Linked DNA regions of Homo sapiens: region 2 is linked to region 1. A link is an interaction called in ENCODE POLR2A ChIA-PET data of the cell type or tissue named here. Cell type or tissue: CD4-positive, alpha-beta T cell. All regions are shown on one strand. Links, peaks and the distances in the headings refer to the core of each region. The heading gives the core; the rest is flanking DNA.

Evidence for each region. ChIA-PET counts read pairs that join two places held together with the same protein. Peaks named below come from ENCODE experiments on the same cell type or tissue, not always from the same donor. Only the 100,000 strongest peaks of a DNase experiment are listed, where the experiment ranks them.
Region 2: POLR2A ChIA-PET joins it to region 1 with 5 read pairs; 5 of 35 experiments call an interaction of 5 or more read pairs at or near these places.

The regions. Positions count from the first base shown.
Region 1 is chr7:5,491,486-5,499,352 of GRCh38, reverse strand. All of the region lies in intron 3 of FBXL18 (F-box and leucine rich repeat protein 18), which reads left to right. MIR589 (microRNA 589) reads left to right here and starts at 3,436; the gene lies at 3,436-3,534. RefSeq lists enhancers at 4,093-4,142, 4,213-4,292. In CD4-positive, alpha-beta T cell, for the core only: a CTCF peak has its summit at 4,562 (motif pointing left); DNase peaks (open chromatin) are centred at 3,972 and 4,522; H3K4me3 peaks cover 410 bases.
Region 2 is chr7:5,623,704-5,631,570 of GRCh38, reverse strand. It overlaps RNF216 (ring finger protein 216), which reads left to right. Exons shown (of 17, transcript NM_207111.4): 16 at 7,446-7,515. Among named protein-coding and RNA genes, the nearest start is that of FSCN1, 35 kb to the right of the region's middle. RefSeq lists an enhancer at 3,702-4,373. In CD4-positive, alpha-beta T cell, for the core only: no CTCF peak of the experiment used is centred there; no DNase peak of the experiment used is centred there.

The sequences.
Region 1 (7,867 bases), core at 885-5,884:
TTCAGAGAGCAGTCGGTTCAGAGGGTCCAGGGCACAATGGGAGGTGGGAGGGAGTAGGGAAGATGGGGCAGACAAGGAAGGTGGGCAACAGTGCCGAGGGGTTTCACCCGGGAGAGGGAGCAGCCTCCCTGGGCATCCCAGATGGACTTCAGGGCACAGGATGGAGGAGACAGGAGAGGTCGGCTCAGGAGGGGGACCACAGACTCCTGGGAGGTGATGGTCCTTGGGACTAGGAGCAGGACCCATCCCAGAGCGGGGAGGAGGTGGAACAACAGGCCTGGGAGAGCTCCACACCAGACAGTGTCCAGGGCCCATGGCATTTCCAGAGCCAAGCACAACATGAATTTATGCTGAATTGTGCTGTGGAGTGAACGGTGTTCTTGTCCGTTCCTAGTATTTAAGGAATAAGAATTCGTTAACTTGAGATGAATTTGAAAATCTTGGCCAATAAATCTGATCTTGAAAAATTACCCAAAATGGGTTTGGGCATGGTGGCTCACTCCTGTAATCCCAGCAGTTTGGGAGGCCAAGGTGTGCGGATCATCTAAGGTCAGGAGTTGGAAACCAGTCTGGCCAACATGGTAAAACTCTGTTTCTACCAAAAACATACAGAAATTAGCGGGGCGTGGGAGCAGGCACCTGTAGTCCCAGCTACTCAGGAGGCTGAGGCAGGAGAATTGCTCTTTACCCGGGAGGCAGAGGTTGCAGTGAGCCAGATCACACCACTGCACTCCAGCCTGGGTGACAGAGTGAGACTCTCAAAAAGAAAAGCAAAGAAAAGAAAAATTACCCCAAATGGGCCGGGCGTGGCGGCTCACGCCTGTAATCCCAGCACTTTGCCAGGGAGGCCAGAACACGCGAAGAGCCCTGAATAGGTGGGGTCTGTACCTGGAGTTGACTGAGCGTGTGAAGCCCCCTGGCCTTTGTCCATGTGGCGAGCCTTTAAAGTAAAAATCAAAATGGCCTCGGCCGGGCGCCGTGGCTCACGCCTGTAATCCCAGCACTTTGGGAGGCCGAGGCGGGTGGATCATAAGGTCAGGAGATCGAGACCATCCTGGCTAACACGGTGAAACCCGTCTCTACTAAAAATACAAAAAATTAGCTGGGCGTGGTGGTGGGCGCCTGTAGTCCCAGCTGCTTAGGAGGCTGAGGCAGGAGAATGGCATGAACCCGGGAGGCGGATCTTGCAGTGAGCCGAGATCGCGCCACTGGCCGCTGCACTCCAGCATGGGTGACAGAGTGAGACTCGGTCTCAAAAAAAAAAAAAAAAAAGTAAAAAGAAAAAAGAAAAAAAATTACCCAAAAGGTAGTGAAGGCCTTGAGCCTCAGTACTACCAGGGACTGGGTGGGGGAGAAAGTGGAGGCAGGGCTTAGATGAGTGAGCTGGTGTCTCTGTGAGTCCTTAGCTGGTGGGGTGGGTTGCGGGTACATGAAGTCATGCTCCAGCCTAAGGGGCACGTGGGCACGTGTCATTGTCCCCAGAATAGTTAGCATTCACCTTGTGCCTTTGCTGAGAGCCATGCACTGAGCCCATCCTCCCTGCCATAATCTGCTGCGATTGCAGCCTTGATCATTCCCATTTCCCAGATGAGGCTGTGGGAGCTCAGGGGGAGCTGAGTCTCTCGCAAACACCGGTGCTTGACCTTGGCCCTGGAGCCATGCAGAGTAGAGATAAGGGCGCCCCTTGTAAATCTCCCCTCTCCCGCAGAAGGCATGGCAGGAAGTGGCCGGGTCTGCTCGGGAGCAGCCGAGCTGGAGGCTCACACCCTGGAGTCCCCCGGCCATGCAGCCAGCTTGGCGCCACCCTCCCTCTCGACCTCCTCCCACTGCAGACCTGTTAGTGTTGGGTTGAGAAGCGCAGGATCAAACCCAGGACTTTCAAATGGCAGAGCAGATTGCTAGAAGCCTCTGTATTTCCTGTCTGGTGGAGTCACCAGGCCCTGGATCGGCCGCTTTGATTCTCAGCTCGAGCCACTGCGAGGCTCCGTGCGTGGGGAGCGGGGTGGTTATTCATGCTCTGACCCAGGCATCCTGGAGAACCAGGACGGGCGACTGCTTTGAGAACCAGACGGGCGACTTTTCAGAATCTCCCTGCTTTAGAAATTTGACGCAAAATGCATGTAAAATTTGGGCTTTCCCACTTTTTTTTTTTAAAAATGGTCTCATTCTGTCTCCCAGACCGGAGTGCAGTGGCATGATCACAGCTCACTGCAGCCTCGACCTTCTCTGGCTCAGGTGATCCTCCCACCTCAGCCTCCCGAGTAGCTGGGACTATAGGCACATGCGACCATGCCCGGCTAGTTTTTTTTTTTTTTTTTTTTTGAGACAGAGTCTCACTCTGTCACCCAGGCTTGAGTACAATGGCATGATCTCAGCTCACTGCAACCTCTGCCTCCTGGATTCAAGCGATTCTCCTGTCTCAGCCTCCAGAGTAGCTGGGATTACAGGTGCCCACCACCATACTCGGCTAATTTTTTTTTTGTATTTTTAGTAGAGACGGGGTTTCACCATGTTGGCCAGGCTGGTCTCGAACTCCTGACCTCAGGTGATCCGCCCACCTCGGCCTCCCAAAGTGGTGGGATTACAGGCGTAAGCCACTGTGCCCGGCCGCCTGGCTAGTTTTTTGTATTTTTTGTAGAGACGGGGTCTTGCTGTGTTGCCCGGGCTGGTCTTGAACTCCTGGGCTCAAGTGATCCTCTTGCCTGGGCCGCCCAAAGGGCTGGGATCACAGGTGTGAGCCACTGTGCCCGGTCCGGAGAGTCTGTTAAGTGTGGCCTCCTAGTTGATGGGCCTAAGCCAAGCCCTGAGTCCAGGCTGAGGTCTGGCCTGGGAGAGTTGCTTTGGCGTCCTCAGCTCATAGGTGGCCTTTAGCCACCTATGGATCCAGGTGAGCCCACGGATTGGGCTGGGGCACACGTGACAAGGATTGGCCAGGAAGAGGAAGAAGAATGTGGAAGGGAGACCGAGCAGAGGCTGTCAGCAAGGGAGGCACTGGCCGGAGGGAGGGGGTGTTCCGGAAGCAAGAGGCAGAGGTGACGGCAGCCACCGCGGGTGGAGGGGACCTTTGGGCTCATGTGACCTCTGCCAGGTGCTTTTCATGGGTGTACAGGTCTTGACCCCTTTGATATTCTCAACAACCTCTGAGTGTCGACACAGTTGTACCCACTTAATGGATGAAGAAAGTAAGGCCCAGAGAGTGCATGAACTTGCCTAGGTCACATGGCTGCTTGTCTCCGGCCTCCCGAGGTCAGCGTGATTTCATGGTCCCCGATGGCCTCCGGAGTCTGGGACGGAATCCCCGTGGCCAAGGGCCTTCCTCAGGAGCAGGGCCATGGAGAAGGCGCGGAGAGGCCTGCGGGTTCTGTGGGTTTTGTGGGTTTTGTGGGCCAGCCTGAGAGACCGACCCTGCTCATAATGCCATCTCTGTGGACAAACTCCAGCCTGTGCCCAGCAGCCCCTGAGAACCACGTCTGCTCTGAGCTGGGTACTGCCTGTTCAGAACAAATGCCGGTTCCCAGACGCTGCCAGCTGGCCCCGTTCCTCTGGATTCCTGCCTTCTGCGGCAAGGGAGCCCGGACGCTGCAGTGGAAGGAGCAGGTGGCACTCGCTTGCCCGTGGGCAGGAGCTGTGCAGAGGAAACGGCGCTGGGATCCCTGGAGGCTGGCACGATGCTCCGAGGCCGCATCCTGGGGCGGCCGGAGTCTCTTTGGTGGCAGAGCTTGGAATCCCACGCCAGCCACCTGCTGCCACTGGCAGCCCCCACACCGTGACCCCCAGCTTTGTGCTTGCTGGGGCTCCTGGCAGGGAGGGGGTGGTGCAGGAAGGAGTCGCTCTGGCTGGGACTTGGACACACCTCAGTAGTAAGGGGATTACAAATTGGGCAGAAAAGACACCTTCTTTCCCTAGACCAGCTAAGCCCTGCTTGCGGTGGAGGGCGGGGGAGCGTGTCACCCTGAGTCACCCGGGCTGCTGTGAGCGTGACCAGGGCAGCGTCTGGGCAGAAGCGGGCCATCCTTTTCAGAGCCAGGCCCCGGAGCCACCCTAGGGACACCTCGGAGGCCTGGGTGCTGCTCTCACGGCCCGTGCAGTGGGTGGCCAGATGGGAGCCCCCGCACTGTGAGCTCAGCACCTTTCATGCCCACAGAGTCACCAGGAGACCCAGGTGCCCCCTCAGGGAGCAGAATGGGGAGGCTGGATCCTCACTCAAAGGTGAGGCCCGGCGCAGTGGGAGCCTTTTCCTCGTCCCCATCCTCCCTGCAGACGCTGCCGGTCACTCGAGTCAGGTCAGCTCTGCCACCGTCCTGGGTGCCGTGCCCCAGGCGGCGTGCTGTGGGAGCCTAGGAAGCTTTAGACGTGCCAGGCCCGCTGCCTGACCAGTCACTCCCGTGGGCCTGCCACATCCTGAACACCTGTGACAGGTGACTTCCTCCGGGGCGGAAGAATGTGGATGTGGTTATCTCGTGGAAAAAAGGTTTTTTTTCCACGCTCTGCAGACTTGGTTTTTAACCCCAGAGGCTCGGGGCGATCTGGGGCGGGTAGCACGGAGCCGCATCGCCACCTAGTGACCACACGACGGCACCGTCCTTGCCCAACGCCCCGTTTCCATCTCCTGCTGTCTGGAGCCTCCTGCTTTTGCTTTGGAGAGAAATCCAGAGGTGACTTTGCAGCTCAGCAGGTGCGGCGCCTGCACCGTCTTTTTTACCCCTTCCCGTTTCCCACCTTCCGGTCTGCAAAGGGTTGTTTACTTTAGGATTTTTTTAGGGAGAGGTGGTATTTAAAATATACGTAATGAAAACATTTTATTACTATCTTTAAATAAAAACAATCTGAATAGCTTAACAAAACAAATATAGAAAAATAAAGACAATTTGGATGTTTTATTTTATTATTTATTTAATTTTATTTATTTATTTTTTTGTGTGAGACAGAGTCTCGCTCTGTCACCTAGGCTGGAGTGCAGTGGTGTGATCTCAGCTCACTGCATCCTCTGCCTCCAAGCAATTCTCCTGCCTTCGCCTCCCCAGTAGCTGGGATAATGGGCATGCCCCGCCACGCCCAGCTAATTTTTTTTTTTTTTTTTGAGATGGAGTTTCACTCTTGTTGCCCAGGCTGGAGTGCAATGGTGCCATCTTGGCTCACCGCAACCTCTGCCTCCCAGGTAGAAACGATTTTCCTGCCTCAGCCTCCCGAGTAGCTGGGATTACAGGTGTGTGCCACCACGACCAGCTAATTTTGTATTTTTAGTAGAGATGGGGTTTTTCCATGTTGGTCAGGCTGGTCTCAAACTCCCGATTTCAGGTGATCTGCCCTCTTCGGCCTCCCAAAGTGCTGGGATTACAGGCATGAGCCACCGTGCCCGGCCTGCCTGGCTAATTTTTGTATTTTTAGTAGTGACAGGGTTTTGCCATGTTGGCCAGTGTCGAACTCCTGACCTCAGGTGATCCGCCTGCCTCAGCCTCCCAAGGTGCTGGGATTATAGACGTGAGCCACCGCACCTGGCTGAGAATTTCTGCTTAAATCAATTAAAAGAAAATTAACTACCAGGCATGGTGGCTCACGCCTATAATCCTAGCACTTTGGGAGGCTGAGGCAGGAGGATTGCTTGAGCTCAGGAGTTGGAGACCAGCCTGGGCAACATAGTGAGACCCCTGTCTCCACACACACACACGCACGCACGCACGCACGCACACACACACAAAAGTAAATAACCAGTCTCTCATGAGCCACACTTCCTTTATTCTTTTAAAAAAAAAATTTTGGCCAGGTGCAGTGGCCCACGCCTGTAATCCCAGCACTTTGGGAGGCTGAGGCGGGTGGAGCAAGTGGTCAGGAGATTGAGACCATCCTGGCTAACACGGTGAAACCCCATCTCTACTAAAAATACAAAAAATTAGCTGGGTGCGGTGGCAGGCGCCTGTAGTCCCAGCTACTCGGGAGGCTGAGGCAGGAGAATGGCGTGAACCCGGGAGCTTGCAATGAGCTGAGATCACGCCACTGCACTCCAGCCTGGGCAACAGATCGAGACTGTCTTGCTCTGTCATCCAGCTTGGAGTGCAGTGGCACGATCCTAGCTCACTGCAGCCTCGAAGTCCTGGGCTCAAGCGATCCTCCCACCTCAGCTTCCCGAGTAGCTGGGAGTACAGGTGCGTGCCACCATGGCTGGATAATTTTTGTACTTTTTGTAGAGCTGGGCTCTCACTATGTCGCCCAGGCTCTTCTCAAACTCCTGGGCTCAAGTGATCCTCCTGCCTTGGCCTCCTGAAGGGCTGGGATTATAAGTGTGAGCCACCATGCCCGCCGTGACTTGGTCTTTTTGTGTCACCTACCAGGGAAGAATCTCCATGCCTGTGGCGCCTTCTGCTGTGGCTGCCCTCAGCATCTGTGCTAGGATCCTGGGGCTGCCAGGACAATTGATCACAAACTGAGTGGCTTCATGCAACAGGCATTTATTGTCTCACGATTCTGGAGCCCAGAGGCCCCAAATCAGGCTATGGGCAGGGATGGTTCATTCCTTCTGAGGATGGTGAGGAGGAACTCGGGCGCCTGCCAGCCACGCCTGGCACTGCTTGGCTGGTGGACACGTGGCCCCAGTCTCTGCCTCTGTTGTGACCTGGCCGCCTTCTGTCTGTGTCTGGGTATCTCTGTGCCTTCACCTGGCCTTATAAGGAACCAGTCATTAGATTTAGAGTCCCCATCATGCAGGATGCATCCTCCTCTTAACTCCCTTGCATCCGCAACAAACCTGCCTCCAAATAAGGCCACACCCTCAGGTCCCAAGGTGAGGACTCCTGCATAGTGTGTGTGTGGGGGGGCGTCGCAGCTCAGTCCACACTAGCCCCTCCCCATTCGCCTCAGCCCGTCCCTCCAGCGGCTCCTCCCCCCACCCCGGGAGTTCCTGGCAGCCCCTGAAGTCACGTGAGTTCCCCTCCAGCCTCTCTGCTCCCTCTTGATTCTTATCTCAGGGGCTCGCTGCACCCCACAACCTGCCACAGTCCAGGTCTTGCCCAGTCCCACAGCCTGGTTCTCCAAGGGCCCCCCGGGCCTGTCCTCAGCAGCGCCACATCCCCACATCTGCCACTGTACTTCGAGACATGGCCTGTCCTTCTGCTTTCTGTCTGCATGGACAGACTCCCCAGGAAGGATCTAGAATGTCGTCCCCTACTTCCCTTTCCCAAGTCCTCCCCTTTCCCCTGGGTTCTCCCGTCTTGGTCTCTGTCACTGTAGCCTTGGTGCGGACTTGGGCCTCCCCCCTGCCCTGGCTGCCAACCTCTTAGCTTGGCCCCACTCCCCTCGGCCTCCTCCTTTGGCCCTGCAGCCATCCAGCGCTGTCCTCCCATCTGTCGTGGCTGAAGTGGCCCCCATCTGGCTGAAGTTCCTGCCCACCTTACCCCCTGCCTCCCAGATTCTCGCCCTCTCCCTCCCCCACACCAGCCTCCCGGATTACCGCCCTCTCTCATGGTGTTCAGTCCTTATCTGCCTCCCTGTCCAGCTGAGCTTCCCAAGGGCAGGGGCCATGTGTGGGGTCCTCTTTGCATCCGCTGCCCAGCACACCAGCGTTTGAGGAAGATAGGGTGCCTGGGGGTCATTGGGGTGCACCAGGCAGGCTGCGGACACAGATGCTGATGGCCTCGGCTGGTGACTTGAAGCCGGGCTCTGTAGACACTGGCTGGCTGCTTGCATCAGGCCCACCGGGTCGCCTCCAAATCAGATCTCCAAGGGGGACCCTGGGGGCCTGAGTCGGCACCCAGTACTCCAAGGGATAGTGGTATTGGTGGGAGGTGGCGGGAACAGCTGGGCTGGGCCCCAGGCCAGGAAGCTTCCACTGGCAGCACCTCCAGACGCCCAGCTGGCCTGGCCTGCGAGCCCC
Region 2 (7,867 bases), core at 2,567-7,566, 130 kb before region 1:
TGTCAGGAGAAAACATGTCAGGCAAGGAAATCTTGAAGCATTCGCTTCTGCCTTTGAGATGGACCAAAACCAGTGAGCTGAGAACAGCACCTGGTCAGAGGCCACTGGAGACCAGTGACCCAGGGAGGCACTACAGCCTCTCACCTCAGTGCTGGGCCCCCATGTGCAGCTTAGATTTCTGGCTCAAGAGATGAGGGTTATGAGCTTTCCCAAGCTCCCCACTCCCACTCTGGGCAAGAGGAATCTACTGGCTTTCATCCCAAAGGACAAGTGCCAGGGACCAGAGGCCGACAAGTGGGCTGTTTCAGGGGATGGCACATGCACTTCTGGGTAAGCTGAGCCTGAGAAAAGGAGGATTGTTCCCTAAAAATTTCCAAAACACAGCCCCTTGCTCTGCGTTTTGGCTGTTTGTTTCCTTGAGTAGAAGTGTTTTGTTTTGTTTTGTCCTGTTACGTCTTGTAAGGGGAGAAAGGAGGTTTCAGAATTCTGCTCTTCTCAGAAGGAACCCTCTTGTGTTTCTGCACTCTTTATAGAATAAAGCACACCTTAGAACAGTTGCCTCTGACACACGCTCCCAGCCCGACAGCAGTGTTCTCAGGCCCCCAGTCAGGTTTGCCAGAAGTTCCGATTCAGAAACCTGAGGGGTTATGTGGTTAACAGCTCAGGCTTTGAGACGAGATTGCCTGGGTCACAACCTCGCTGTGCCAGGGTTTCCTCATCTGCAGCGTGGCAATCAGTTCATAGTGCCTGACTCAGGGAGCTGTGGTGAAACTGAGGTCCATGTGAGGTGTGTAGACAGGGGCTGGTGCATAGTAATCTCTCAGTGCATGTTAACTACTGTTGTTGTCACTGTGCTTGGCGCTTTATAAGAGTGATCAGACCAGGTGCAGTGGCTCACACCTGTAATCCCTGCACTTTGGGAGGCGGAGGTGGGAGGATGGCTTGAGGCCAGGAGTTTGAGACCTGCCTGGACAACACAGTGAGAACTCCCCCTCCACCACCATCTCTATAAGAAAAATTAAAAATTAGCTGGGCATGGTGATACACACCTGTAGTCCCACCTACTCGGGGAGCCTAAGGTGAGAAGATCACTTGAGCCCAGGAGTTCAAGGCTGCAGTGAGCTATAATCACGCCATTTTACTCCACCCTGGGCTGAGCAAGACCCTGTCTAGAGGGAAAAAAAAAGGTACGAGATGATTGGCTTCTCACCCTAACCTGTTTTGGAAAGGAGTGGGTTCCAGGTTAGGTAGTGGGGGTAGAGCTGCATATGCACTCAAGCCAGGTCTGGAGCCCCAGAGTTGTAGTTCTTCCCGTGACGCCAGCAGCCTCTCTTGAAGAAGCCAGCACTGCTTTAAAATGAGTTCACCCTGCCATCCAGGCAGCTCTACCACCAGGGTTTCCTGTTTGTGACTCAGCCCCGAGACAGCAGGACAGTTGTGCTGTGATCCAGCTCAGCCCCTGGCTCCTCCTCATCCTCTTTCCTTCTATTTTTCCCCTCTCCCAGCAGCCTAGGTGTGTCCTAGATTTGTAGCGTGGCCTTTTTCCAAGTGTCCTCTTCACAGGATGGTGATGCTCATATGCCTGGAATGTTTCCTGAGGGACTTGACTCCAGAATGGACTCAATACCCCATCTGTCACTTATCCCAAGTCCAAGAAGTATCTTATGAGGGACTAGGCCTCATGTTTAACCTCAAAATCAATCCTAAACCCTCCCTCCCTCTTTTTTTTTTTTTTTTTTTTTTTGAGACAGAGTCTTGCTCTGTTGCCCAGGCTGGAGTGCAGTGGCACCATCTCGGCTAACTGCAGCCTCTGCCTCCCAGATTCAAGTGATTCTCCTGCCTCAGCCTCCCGAGTAGTTGAGATTACAGACGCCTGCCACTGCACCTAGCTAATTTTTGTATTTTTAGTAGAGATGAGGTTTCACCATATTGGCCAGGCCTGTCTCAAACTCCTGACGTCGTGATCCGCCCGCCTCGGCCTCCCAAAGTGCTGGGATTACAGGCGCAAGACGCCGCTTCTGGCCCCTCCCTCTTTTTAATTGTGGTGAAGCATAAGATAAAATTTGCCATTTTTAAGTTTACAATTCAGTTATCTTCACTTTTTTTTTTCTGAGACAGGATCTTCCCCTGTTGTGCCAGTACAATGGCACAATCATAGCTCACTGCAGCCTCAACCTCCTTGGGCTCTAGTGATCCTCCCACCTCAGCCCCACAAATAGCCCCCCAGTAGCCACACCTGGCTAATTTTTAAAATTTTGTAGAGCTGGGTTCTCACTGTGTTGCCCTTGCTGGTCTGAAAATCCTGGCCTCAAGCGATCCTGCTGCCTCAGCCTCCCAAAGCACTGGAATTGTCTTCACTTTTTTTTTTTTTTTTTTGAGACAGAGTCTTGCTCTGTCACCCAAGCTGGAGTGCAGTGGCGCCATCTCTGCTCATTGCAATCTCCACCTGCAGCTTCAAGCAATTCTGCCTCAGCTTCCAGAGTAGCTGGGATTACAGGCACACGCCACCACACCTGGCTAATTTTTTGTATTTTTAGTAGAGATGGGGTTTCACCGTGTTAGCCACACTGGTCTCTTAACTCCTGGCCTCAAGTCATCCACCCACCTCGAACTCCCAAAGTGCTGGGATTACAGGCATGAGCCAACTGCACCTGGCCTGTCTTCACTCTTGACTTGAGGAATTTCAAATGCTTCAGAGAAACTGATTGTGGAAGGAACTTCCTCCCCAAATTAAGAAAGAAATCTTCCAGCTGGGTGTGATGGCTCATGCCTGTAATCCCAACATTTTGGGGAGACCAAGGTTGGGTGCATCGCTTGAGCCCAGGAGTTCAAGACTAGCCTGAGCAACATGGTGAAACCCCATTTCTACAAAAAAAAAAAAAAAAGTCAGATATGGTGGTGGGCGCCTGTAGTCTGAGCTACCAAGAGGCTAGGGCAGGAAGATCTCTTGAGCCCAGGAGGTGGAGGCTGCAGTGATCTATGATGGTGCCACTGCACCCCAGCCTGGACAGCAGAGCAAGACACTGTCTCAAAGAAAAGGAAAGAAATCTTCCCTTTAGAGTCTAACATATTAGCTAAAAGCGTAATTTTTTTATTTTAAAAAAGAAAAAAAACTTTTAAGTTGTATTAAAGTTATTAAGCACAGTGTCCTGTGACTCTAGCCAGTTGGAGACAGTTGAAATCTGAAACACCTAACCCTATATCTAGGTATAACTGACAGTTGGCTCATGATTTATGATAAAATTGTAGGTCATTGTAGCTGAGTGCCGTCATTTTGGGTGAAATACAAACCAGACTGTCTTTAGACTCCTAAGGGCGTGACTCCCAAGACAGGACTCAAGGGCAAATGGTCTTGATTCCACTTGCCAATCAGGAGAGTGATCAGAGCAGAGGGAGGGATTGGAAGAAAGGCTCTGGGGTGGCTGTCTTCGGAGGGTGAGGATGCGACACTTTTATTCCCTTGGGACTCTGAGGCTCCCTCTTCCTCTCCAGGAAGAACTCTGAATGGCAGGCTGGGAAGGTTCTATCTGCAGTGTCCTCCAGACCCCGCCGATCTGTATCAGAAACCTGGGCTCGCGCTCCTATGCAGGTGCCTCAGACCCTTCTGAGGGAGTTCTGAAATAGGATTTATTCAGGAGCACTGGGATTTATCACGGAAGCTTAGTGATAAAAATCAGGCAGTGGCCTGCATGCTCTCAGCCTCAGCAGTGCCACAGGGGGCCAGAGCTCTTCTCCCCAAAAGAGAGCCTCTCTTGTCCCTCGTGTTTTATCAGGGGAGAGTCTGAGGGAAAAAAGGGGGTTAGTGGCTAGTCTTTTTTTTTTTTTTAGACAGAGTCTCCCTCTGTCGCCAGGCTGGAGTGCAGTGGCGCGATCTCGGCTCACTGCAACCTCCACCTCCCAGGTTCAAGCCATTCTCCTGCCTCAGCCTCCCGAGTAGCTGGGATTATAGGCGTGTACCACCACGCTCAGCTAATTTTTTGTATTGTTAGTAGAGACAGGGTTTCACCGTGTTAGCCAGGATGATCTCTATCTCCTGACCTCGTGGTCCGCCTGCCTCAGCCTCCCAAAGTGCTGGGGTTACAGGCGTGAACCACCGAGTGTCTAGTCTTTAATGCTATGAAATTGCCCCTTCTATCCATGTGGAATTTCAGAGAGAGGTGCCCGTTGGAACGTTGCTCATAGCAGAGACGTGAGGCCCTCACAAGGAGGGCCAAGGCTGCCACACTCCTCACTGTGTCTGCAGCGTCCAGCACGGTCCTGACTGGTGTGGCTGCTGTGTATGGGGCAGGGACACCTTCAGGATATCTTTTCTGTGGATTTCCTCCAGGAGGACCATTGAGTGGCCCGGTGTGTGTGTTTGTCCCAGTTTACCGCCAACTAGCCGTAACATTGAACAAGGTACTTTCTCAGGGACCTCAGTTTCTGTGCTACAGAGGTTGGAATGAATGATTCCTGAGGTACCCCCTTGTGCCATCGAAGGCCATAAGTGTCCCTTGGGGACTGATGGTGTAACTGCATCGAGGAGATGCGGCAGAGGTTGAGGTGAGGCAGAGTGGTGGTTGTGCAGTCCTGTTGGTTGTGATTAGTAACGGACCAGAGTGAGGACCCCTGAAAGAAATACTGTGGGTGTCTCCCAGTGTGCACCACTTCTTCATGAAACTTCTCTACCTGTCATTTTTCAGTGTTCCTGTGTCCTAATCATGAGCATTTACTTTGGGCTACATCCTTTACATACTTGAGCTCATTCAGTCCTTAACAAAGCAGCCCATTTACAGATGAGCTTCCTGGACGCAGGGATACTCAGGAACCTGCCGAGCTCACTTAGCTAAGAGGTGTAGGCCCACGGCCCTCCTGCTGCACAACTTTCTTTCTTTTTTCTTTCTTCCTTTTTTTTTTTTTTAACACAAGTTTCACTCTGTCGCCCAGGGTGGAGGGTGGAGTGCAGTAGCACGATCACTGCCAAGTAGCTGGGACTACAGGCTCACACCACCATGCCTGGCTAAATTTTGTATTTTTTGTAGAGATAGGATCTCACTTTGTTGCCCAGGCTGGTCTCAAACTCCTGGGCCCAAGTGATCCTCCCACCAGTTTTCTGGATCAGTTCGCTTAATTTGTTGGGGTTTTTTGGTTCATTTCTTTTTTTCTTTTTTTTTTTTTTAGTCTTTTTTCTTAGGCCTGCCACTGGCTCCAAAATGAAGAGGCTTGCCAGCTCCCAGTCTAGAGAGTTGATAGCATCTACCTTGATATTCACATGGAGGCCTTCAAACTGCCCACCCAACCCTCTTGAGTTACTGCAGTCCTTCATGTTGACTCACTTAGTGATTATGTTGAAGGTAGTAAGTTCCCCCTTGTGGAGTGTTCACAAAGAGGCTAGATGACCTCATCTGGGGGTTTTGATAGAGAATTCTTATGTGTTAACCCTGGAGAGAGACAGCTCCCTCAGGATTCCTTCCAGACATAGGATTCTGTGGTGTGCTTGGGCACTTTGCAACTCTTGAAATGCATGATGGGAACTTGACCTTTGTCACCTCTCCTCTCTTCATGCCTTGCTCAGAACACGTGGCCAGGCAGCAGCAAGGAGGCTCCTTTTGCTGAAAACAGACTTGAGTATCTTAAGAATGTCCAAGTGTCAGAGTTGGAAAGAAGCTTATGAGACCTTTTAGTCCAAACCCATCACTTGGCATCTGAGGCCTAGAGAATGTAGGAGAATTTAATAGTGTCATCCACTGTTGCAGATAGAACCAATCTCCAGGGAGTTTATTCTAAGAATCTTTCATCTACCAAACCAAGGGAATGTGTTATCTAATTACTTACTCAGTCCATCTGCCTTTCTGTTTCATTGTTGATCTGAAGTTTAATCAGCAAACTTAGAACAGTGTCTAGCACAGAGTAGGCATGCAGTGCACGTTTAGTGAAGGAAATTCCTAACTCCAGAATCCTTGCGGTTCACAAACAATTGTGTGGGGAAATCACTCATTTCTGTCTTGGCTGTGACATTAATAACCTAGTAAGTAAACCTGCAAACTGTCCGTTGGTTAGCCCTCGATGGGGCTGCCCATCTTCTACTGGGCCAAGGATTGTCTTCCTTCCAGTTGCTGCTCTGGGTGTCATCAGATCGGCATGAAAAAATCCAAACTGATCATTATTAATATTCCAACCCACAGCAAAGAAATTGGCCAGATATTTAGGCTCTGACGCCGTGTCTAGGAAAATAAATGTGCTTTCATTAGACTGCTTGCATTGTTGGGACTTGCTAATCCTCTCACGATATCAGGGACCACCATCCCTCCCCATCCTTCTCCCCAGCTCGGCTGCTCTCAACTCCTGGAGGACCTCAGGGAACAGAGCCCTCCTATAGTCAGCTATCTCTTTCCTGCTTGCTGAGCCGGCAGTTGGCGTGTTTGGGTTTGCCACGGTGTTGCCACTCTGCTGCTTGTGAGCCTCAGCCCCCTCGGGCCCACACCTTAGCCCCTTGGCCCTGCAGCCAGCCAGGAAAGATGGGCACCCACTTGGCGGGTTTTTTCAATCCAGTTAATCGTCTTTCAGTCCCACAAACTGCACAGCTGTTTTGTGGGTCACTGAGGAGGGGGGTTAAGGTAAGCGCCACTCATGAAGCAGGCATCACGGGTGGTCTGTCCTGAGGCAGCAGCCCGGTCCTCCCACCATGGTGTCTGCTGGCAGGTGGGGGTGTGGGAGCTGCATGTGGCAAAAACCCAACCTCTGGGGCTTGCCCAGTGTGGCCCCTGAGTTTCCCAGCACAGCTCCCACATCTGCCTGCACTCACAGTGCCTCTTCGGTTCGTGTCTGAGGCTTGGATAACCCAAGTGTGAATTGTGTTTGTTATTTCAGGCCTACCAAGCATGGGGTTTGGGAGAAGAGACGGCAAGGTCCGAGGGGGACCATCCTCACTGTCGCACCTTCCTCCTCTCCCCGAGGCCTGGCCCAGGAGCCAAGGCCAGCCTTGGGGGCTAAGCAGGGCCCGACTGGACATTTGTCCATCTCAGTTGAGGACATCTGCAAGACTTTTCCAGGCTCTGCAGACAGGCTGCCATGCCGAGCGCTTGTGGACTTGGGATCTGAAACTTTTCAGGCTGTGCCCACTCAGACCCAGCCCTCTCCAAACCCTTCTCATATCCACCACTTGCACGCAGCTCAGTGCATGGAGGCCCTCCATCCCCCCACCTCACCAGGCAGCTGCCTGCCATGCTCAGACCCCTCTGCCCAGCCTTGTGGATGGCCTCCTTGTGGAACGCCATCAGGCTGATGAAGGAAGGAGGCCTTCGGGGAAATAGGAAGGAACGGTGTGCAGCCCAGGCCCCACTGGCCAGCAGCAGGCTTCGGGCTTGTTCCATGGCCATAAGCAACAAGCGGCCTCCTCACTGTCCCACGGGGCCTCAGCACTGCATGAAGCTACAGGTTCATCCTTCTCATTGCTTGCGTTTTAGGAAGATGATGAGAAGCTTATTGAGGAAATCCAGAAGGAGGCTGAAGAGGAACAGAAAAGAAAGAATGGAGGCAAGTGCCCCTCCCCAGGCCCCCAGGACAGAGCAGCAGCCAGGCCATGCAGGCTTCTGCTGGCCTCCCTGAGTGTCCTGGCACTCAACCCAGCACAGGAGAGGAGGGGGTGCTGTCCCTCAGGTGGCTATAGACCTGACTTCACCCACGCGGCCACATCTCAGGCTTATGGAAAGGCCTTCAACGCCTTGAATATAGTTTTGGCATCTCCTTGATGGTGAGGAAGTCCCAAGGGGTGGGTTTGAGCTCAGGAATCAATCAAGCCACACCTGGCTAAAGAAAAGTAGACCCAGCTGATCCTTCTGAGGCTGAAAAGCAGTGAAGCCAGGTGTGTTGGCACACATCTGCGATC